Regions from separate parts of the Homo sapiens genome. Here region 2 is linked to region 1. Evidence: chromatin loops called from intact Hi-C (ENCODE). Cell type or tissue: sigmoid colon. All regions are shown on one strand. Each heading gives the region's core, and the rest is flanking DNA. Links, peaks and the distances in the headings are about the cores only.

Region 1 (4,401 bases), core at 230-4,229:
AGATTTGAAATAAATTAAGTTGTTCCTATTCACAGACAACATGACTGGCTATGGAGAAAATCCCAAGGAATCAAGGGGAAAATAATTTCTAGAACTAATAAGTCATTTTAGCAAGTTCACAGGATAAAGTTCAACACAAAAATTAACCATTTTTCTATATATACACTTCTTGTATACATAGAAACCAAAAGAAAAAACACACATATTAGAAACCAAGAAAAAATACCACTTACAGTGTTACAATTTATACTTAAGTACAGGTCTCAAAAAGCACATACAGGATCTACATGCTGAAGATGACAAAATGCTGCTGAAAGAAATGAAAGAAGACTAAATAAATACAGAGGCATACCATGTTGATGAATTGGACAATTCGGCATAATAAAGCCATCTGTTCTCACCAAACTTATCTATAAATTTATGCAATCCCAATAAAAATCCCAGCATGATTTTCTGTAGGTACAGACAAGCTGATTCTAAAATTTATATGAAAAGACAGAAGAACTGGAATAACCAAAACAATTTTGATAAAGGAAAAATAAGATTGGAAAAATCATATAAGCTGATTTTAAAATTTAATATAAAGCAACAGCAATAAAGACAGTGTGGTATTGGCAAAGGAACAGACACATGTGTGTCTGAAATTTTTCATCATAAACAATTTTTAAAAATAAAATTTAAAATAAACCAAATATAAGGAATCTGGAAAGGTCACTGAGGCACATGCGGAACATTATTAAAAGGCTGGAGAACAGACACTACAGCTGTGATTCCTGCCTGTCTCATTCGCTCACTCAAACTCAATGCTTGGCATAGAGCACATAGTCCATAAATAGCTGCTCAATGAATAAAAAGTGAATGACGCACCAAGGGAAATCTTACTCTTTTTCCTTAACCCTATAGAAGGAAATAGCACCAAGAATCCTAATGAATTGATCTCCTTAATTGAAAACCAAATAGAGAAAGCTGCTTTAAAAATAAATTTTATTTTAGAATGTCAAATCCTAAAATAGAATGTCTTTTCCTAAATACCCCAGCCTACACTGCTTTCTCTTTTATGAACTCCTCTAGTAAGTGGCCTTAACATTTCTTAATCAAATACAGTGTTAAACTGTCCTCCTGTGTGTGGTGCCTGGGCTTTACCATGTGGTGAGGATGGAAATAGCTGACTTGTATTGATGGAGTTCCTGCCATATATCCTGACACTGTTCTAAGTGCTTTCCACTCAACCCTGCAAAGCAAGTTATTAGTATCCCCTCTCCCAGATGAAGAAACTGGGGCATAGAGGGTCAAGTAACTTCTCCAAGGTCACACAGCTAGTCCAGGGCAGAGCAGGGACTCAAACACAGGCAATCTGGCTCCGTACTTGCCTCAGTACTGCCTCTTCTGAGGACCTTGAGAACCCAGACTCCTACAAATCACACTATTTTTGTGTATTTTTCTCAGCAATGTCCACCTAGGACAAGGTTGGGTATGCAGCACATACTTTAAAATCTAAATGACTGGTGTGCTATCTGGGCTGCATTTGCAAATTCCAAGAGCATCTTTAGGGAAAGTTTTTAGTTAAAGTTTGTGTTGTTCTGAAGAGCCCTCCTGAACTTTCTATAATGTTTTAGTTAATTCCACCATGAGGATTTCCATGACAAAAAAAAATTGTTCATGTGTGATAAAGATAAAATGTTAGTACTTACCAGATGTTAAGTTTTTAATGTAAATATTGCCCAAAATAGATACCAAAACAAGACTAGCAAAGTAAAAATCCTCCTGGGGAAAATTATTTTATATCTCAGTGAAAGTCCTTTCCTATAAATCCCCCCGCCATCCCCAACAAACACACATAGAAAGCCTTTGATGGCAAAGGAAACCTCAAAGATGTCTTGCACTGAGAAAACAAAACATACAACACCCTCCAGGAATTCTGGTCCTTCTTAAGATCTCTATCACTAATTGTTTTGGAAAACCTCAATACAAGTATATGTTTCAATTCTGGGTTACATGTAGTTTAAGGGTAAAGAAAAGAAATGACTGTAGTCAGCCATCCATTGCCATCTCTCTAATGAGGTATGTGCTTACTGAACACATCTCATCTGAAAAAAAAATTTTTATACAAAAGATGAGTTTTTCTATTGATCTTTTTTCTTCTACAGCATTCTACTAAAGAGAGATTAATCCCAAAACAACAAGAAAGGCCTTTAATGAAACCTCACAGCAGCTGGCCATCACCCAGGCTTTAGCTGTGTCCCACGATACACTCCAGACATTCTGCATGCTCTCTGTACATTACATGTCAGACCATTCCAATGGAATGGGAAACTATGATTACACTATAATTTTAACATTTAACCCAAGTTTTTGCTGACATAATTAGCTAAAAATATTAGCAAAAAGGGTAACAAGAGCTGTCCAGTTAACAAAACTAATTTCAAATAACAAATTTGGAGGATGATAATTTCAGTGACCACAAAGTAAAAGTAAAAACTTTATCCTATCAAGGACAGCAATAGGCTAACCGAATTCACCACCTATAAGGGGATTCTCTAGGAAACCCACCACGGGTACCCAATTTCCACTGGCAAGAAAGAGAACACAGACGTGATTATGTGACCACTAGGTGGCACCTTCACACTGCTTCATCTCAAAACCATATTTCCACCTCCACTATGGCCTTCCCAAAGTATTAGCAGTATAAAATTCAAACCCAGGTGCCTCACTTTAACAAAAAATAAATTTAAAAAATGAGAAAATACATTTTCAATTAAAAACTTTTCCCATTAATTTCTACATCTAAGGCTTTGGTGTATAATCACAGAAGAATATCTCACCAAACTGTCAATATAAATTGGTATTCTGACTTTATCGCCCCTTGGCAATGCATTGTTCCAGTATTACAATGTAGAACTGAGATAAATTTGTAGCTTCAACTATATGTGTAACTGAATTAAAATAATTTCAAAAGCCCTGTGAGCAAAGGCTGTGACTAACTGAAAAAACAAATGGTGGCCTCTAATACTTCTTGAGTCCCAGCCTATGACGGCAAGTGTCAAGTAATCCTGCAGACTGGGTAGAATGTATATCATTTCTTCATCCCTTTCAAATAAATATATTGAAGTTTTAAAAGATTTTTTAAAACAGGTCTAGATTATGACCTTGTAGGATCTACAAACAATTAGCAAATTCCTCAAGACTTGGGTGACATTATTAGATTCAAAGGGAAAGTCTGAGTAATGGGCATTTCCCTTATTTGGAATTATGTTTTATGTTTTGTTTGTTGTTGGCAGGAGAATGGGGCAGACAGTTCTGCCTACTTGTCTGTATCTATTTGCAAAATATCATCCCAGTTTCAGGTAGCTACAAATGGCTGGGTCCCAAGTAAACCTTTTAAATGTGAGGTTTCTCCTTGGCAATCTCAATCTCTCCTTTTCTCTCCAATCTGTGTCCTTCCCTGCTTTGCAGCCTCTTACTCAATAACACTCCTGCTTTTGACACCCAATGCCCTTTCACCTTTCTTTCTTTCTTTTCTTTTCCTTTTTTTTTTTTTTTTTTTTTTTTTTTTGAGACAGAGTTTTGCTCTTGTTGCCCAGGCTGGAGTGGGAGTGCAATAGCGTGATCTTGGCTCAGTGCAACCTCTGCCTCCTGGGTTCAAGCAATTCTCCTGCTTCAGCCTCCCAAGTAGCTAAGATTACAGGCATGTGCCACCACACCCAGCTAATTTTGTATTTTTAGTAGAAATGGGGTTTCACCATGTTGGCCAGGCTGGTCTCAAACTCCTGCCCTCAGGTGATCCACCCGCCTTGGCCTCCCAAAGTCTTGGGATTACAGGCGTGAGCCACCGCACCCAGCTTTCACCTTTCTAAACTGACTGAGGCAAGCGTCTAGAATCAGCCATTTCTATTCTAAGGTAAACATGAGCCAGTCACTTGCAGAGTTGGTCCCTACCTCCCATCTGGTTCCCTGGCACTTTGTATCCACCTCTTTTTCAGGCCTGAATACCTCACATTGTAACTCTCTGTCTACATGAGGGCCTCCTCTACCAAGCTAAAAGTTTGTCAAGAAAGAAGACCAGGTCTTAATCTGTATGCCCAAAACCTACCCATGGTGTTTGTAAACATTAAGCCCTTAATCAATGCTTGTTTAATGAATGTATCCTCTTGCCTTGCCTGATTTACATTTTAAGCCTCTTCTCTAACTGTGGAAAGACTTTACCTCTACCTAACACAGGAGTTCTTAATTTTAGAGTTCAAGAACACATTTTTATGTACATCTATATGAGCATTTTTCCAGGAAAGAGGTTCACAGCCTTAATGAGATTCTTAAAGGAATCTCTAACTCCCAAAATTTGGAACCAAACCAAGCCAAAGAACTTCAAGCACTAGGAATCAGAAGAGAGGCATATTATTAGGC
Region 2 (4,401 bases), core at 168-4,167, 980 kb before region 1:
AGTTAACATTAAAATGATCCTGACTTTCATAGTTCATATAGAAAGGTTTTGGAAAGAAAGCAATCATGGATTATACGGCAATCTTTGTATTCTAGAGGGTGGGTTTCAGCATACCGCCTGCCCCAAGGTTACAAAAATTTGAGGATGTACAAGTCCCTAATAGAAAATGACATATTTTCATCTAGCTACACAATCCTCCCATATATTTTAAATTATCTCTAGATTACTTATAATACCTAATACAATGTAAATACTATGTGAACAGTTAACACTATATTGATTTTTTAATTTTAATATTGTATTGTTGTTCCTAATCATTTTTTTTGGAATATTTTTGATCTGCTGTTGGCTGAATCCTCAGATGTGAAACCCATGGATATGGAGGACTGACTATGTAAATTGGGCTATTTCTTCATTTGGCAATGATGTACCCAAAAGAGAACATTTTAACTGTAAACAAACTTTTGTAGTAAAAAATGCTTACCTTTGATGACCTGGAACTGAAGCCACACCTCTTGTAAGCAGTGAGAGACTGGCAAGGATTTGATTGTTTTCCTCTTTCAATAAGGTACAGCTGTGATCTTCCAGTGGCTTCCAATTGAGCCCACAGACTGATTGCAATTAGAATCACCTGGGGGAGAATTCCGACCCTGAAGTTTTTTGGTTTCCAGCCGTAGAGATTCTGTGGCAGAACTAGAAGAGCCTGGAAATCTATTTTCAAAAAGCTCCCCAAGGGATTCTGCATGAACCAACTTTGGAAACAATTGTTGCAGGGACTATATGATTGACAGGTAAAGATCTCGTCATTAGTGATACTGGATTAAGCTCTTACATGACCTCAGTTTCAAGGCTGTGCTCACTCAAGTTACTCACTGCTCATGTAGGGAGAAAAAGGATAGCTTGATGGGCAGAACCGAGTAGTGATCCCAAAGTCGATTGGGAACACTTGGTTGGTTCTACATGGGAGAAAATTTTCTGTGCTTATGACACATTATTGTTAAGGTGAGATTTGGGGAATTGGCATAAATCCTTTTTGCATATCTAGTACAACTTCCTGCAAGCAACAACTTATTGATTGCCTAGCTGTCCCCATTTATTGTTACCCAAAATACGTAATATTAAGTGATATTAGAAAAAAACCTTCTTGGTTGCCATTTTTCTACCTCCCTCATTTCACTTTTCCACGTTCCCTTTTTGTTTTTTAAAATATTTTTTCAACTTTTTAGATACAGGAGTCACATGTGCAGATTTGTTGCATGAGTATATTGCACCCAGGTTGTGACTAGAGTCCCTAGTAGGTAGTTTTTCAGCCCACGTCTCTCCCTCCCTCTCTGGTAATCCACAGTCTTTATTGTTCTAATGTTTATGTCCATCTTTTTTTTATAGTCTATAACCATAATTTATACTTTTATTTTAGTATTCAAGAAGTATTTTTGCATTTTTACAAAGGATTTTTTCAATTTCCCTTTGAAATCTGCATGTTCTTGCTAGCTTTTAGTGTACCTGGGTTTACGCCGCACTGGTGGAATCTAATACTTGGTACAAATCAACATCCTGGGGGTTGCTAGGAAGGCCACATGCACACTTTTAGGTATAGTTGATTGACACCAGCGATGGCTTGGTGTACTTTAATGGCCTGAAAGTCACTCTCAGCAAGTGCTCAGCTTTTGACGCTCAGTGTAACACCCAAGAATGACCAGGAGATGGTGTTGTGGATCAACTTTTCTCCCACATTGAGCCGTGCAGGTGGTTTTCAGAGAACCCAAGATGATGAGATACAGGCTAATAAACTCACATTTGCAAACTAAGTAAAATATTTGAAATAAAAAATTTAACTTTAGGGATAAAGGTTGATGAACTGACTTTGCACATTGCTCTAAAGCCATCAGATCTGAACTTGACACAGAGCTTGACCTTGGAGGAGGTGTAGTTTGTTGAATATTTACTGGCAACTTTCTGCTCTTAGTAAAGAGGTCAGAGAAAGCCCTTGAGGAAGATTGGAGAGCAGTCTGAGGCTTCCTGCCACCCTAAGAGCAGCACAGAGAAGTGATTACAATATAAATGGAATTCTAAGAAATGCATATATTTTATACCGTCCTTGGCTTAATCATGAAAATGTTAGGCAAAAGTTGCTATCTACAAAATTAGCATAAGGAGAATATCTGATGCCGAGGGTCACAGGATTTTGCCCAAGTCTTTTGTGATGGCTAAGCAGTTGGCTCCCTTTCCTAGGCATTCGGAGATAATGCTAACAGACTGTTGGGTTTTCCTCTTGTGTATTTATAACCTCTTGTGTTTGTAGTTAGAATGTGGCCTGCTGGAATGGATTTTCTTTCCTATTTGCATGTAAATAACACCACCATGACCCTGTAAATTTCCCACAAGCAGTTTTAGAAATACAGTGGTGTTATCCCAGAGGTGGGGGCCCCTGCATCATTCCTAAGAGTGTCTAAGTCAATTAACCCAGTTGGTTTGATTATGGGCCTAAGACATCCAAGGTCACAGTAACCATCTGTGGCAAGATCAGTAAAGTTAGAAGAGAGAAAGCCTATGTACTCCAGGCACCAAGAGGAATGTGCCGTAACACAGGCAAAGTATGTTACTGGTAACATGGAAAGTTATTGGTAACGTGGAAAAATTGCGTGGCTCAGCAGTATCCCTCAGTGTTTAACAGAGAAGGCACTTAATGATGTCATCCTCAACGGCAGAGCCATTTATGTTTATAGAGACCTTCCTAAGAATAAAGTTGTGTGAACTCATGGTTCCTGGCTCAGTTTTATTTATGTGACTCTTTATGACTTGTGTCTTTTAAGATTTTTCTCTTTTGTTTTGCTTTTTTTTTTTCATGACAATTATGAAGAAATGGAAAGATACCTTTGTTTATTGACGTAATCAGGGAAAGGTGTAAAATTCAGTGGTGATTCTCCCACTGGGGAGCCTCTACCAGCTGCAAAATTTTAGGAACTGTGGAAAACAGGTTTTTCACCATCCATGCATGCTTTCTATTGGTATTCCCTGTTAGCCGCTGCAATCCAGATGTGTACTTGAGATTTATTGTTGTTTACTTGGGAAGCAAAATCTCCCATGAAACAGGAAAAGGATCTTTCATATAAAGAATAAATATTTGTGTTCTAGATGGAGAAGCAAATGCTTTTCTGAGCCCAGTTTCTGGGGCTGGCTGGCTGAATGTCTGGTACACAATAATAGTTCACATTCATTGACTAAGGGACAGGCTCTGTGCTAAGCATGGTGCAAGTATCACTTTTGATTTTCATGAAACCTTGTGAAATAGGTACTGTTATTATCTGCTTTGCTTTTTGTTGGGGTTTCTTTTCTTTTTTTTTTTTTGTTTTTTTCCGACAGTCTCATTCTGTCACACCCAGGCTAGAGTCCAGTGGCACAATCTCGGCTCACTGCAAACTGCACCTCCCGGGTTCAAGCAATTCTCCTGCCTCAGCCTCCCAAGTAGCTGGGACTACAGGTATATGCCATGACGCCTCGCTAATTTTTGTATTTTTATTAGAGAGAGTTTCACCATGTTGGCCAGGCTGGTCTCGAACTCTCAACCTCAGGTGACCCACCCTTCTCAGCCTCCCAAAATGTTGGGATTACAGGCATGAGCCACTGCACCTGGTCATTATCTGCATTTTTAAGGATGAGGAAACAGACTCACAAAGATGGAGTAACTTTGGTGAGATTCCCTGGCTGGTACATGGCAGAGGCATGACTTAAATCCAGTTCCAAGAATGTGTTCTTAAATAGTGTGCTATTCTATTCAGCCTGTAGCTTTTTGGAGACAACCTAATTTCAATCTAATTCTTTTTTTTTTTCCAAACAGGATTACATATGTGTGATTCTGTAAGTGGGAAGTAGATCCAAATTTCTGTGTTCAAATATGCCCCTAAGCTCTTCAATAGGCTGCAGATACAAGGGGGGCTAAGAATCATGGGGCTAGTGTAGTTTTTTAGTAAGTCATGTGCATGTATATTTAACATCTCCTTGGAATGTAAGGCTACCTTTCCTTCATTGCTCTCAGCCTGGGACAGTGTCAAAAATTCCAGGCAGCAAAGTCTCATTCAACATCCTATTACAGTAGAATACTTCATTCATCTGAGTGCTCAAATGAAAGTTCTATGGTTAATAGGAAGTACCCTCCTTAAAGGGCATTTATGGATCTATCTACTGTTGAGCATATTCTCTGGGGTTTCATCCATTCAAAGTATCCTCTTTATTTTCTGTAGCAACACACTATTCTTGCAAAGGAAACTTCTTCCATGTTAATTACCAAGAAGATAAATTTTTCTTCATATCACTTGTATATGTAAACTTAAAATTAGATAAGTAAAAATTGGTTTTATTAATGTTTAACTTGGGCAGGCAAATTATTTTTTGATTTTTTTT

The links. Hi-C counts contacts between places; a loop is a spot of excess contacts. Peaks named below come from ENCODE experiments on the same cell type or tissue, not always from the same donor. Only the 100,000 strongest peaks of a DNase experiment are listed, where the experiment ranks them.
Region 2: a loop joins it to region 1, with 4 times the contacts of the local background. A loop is called at or near these places in 6 of 110 quality-filtered maps.

Annotation. Positions count from the first base shown.
Region 1 is chr15:39,683,613-39,688,013 of GRCh38, forward strand. The region is part of intron 10 of FSIP1 (fibrous sheath interacting protein 1); the gene reads right to left. Among named protein-coding and RNA genes, the nearest start is that of FSIP1, 97 kb to the right of the region's middle. In sigmoid colon, for the core only: a CTCF peak has its summit at 2,569 (motif pointing right); no DNase peak of the experiment used is centred there.
Region 2 is chr15:38,706,319-38,710,719 of GRCh38, forward strand. No RefSeq gene overlaps it. Among named protein-coding and RNA genes, the nearest start is that of LINC02694, 12 kb to the left of the region's middle. In sigmoid colon, for the core only: a CTCF peak has its summit at 1,669 (motif pointing right); no DNase peak of the experiment used is centred there; H3K27ac peaks cover 241 bases.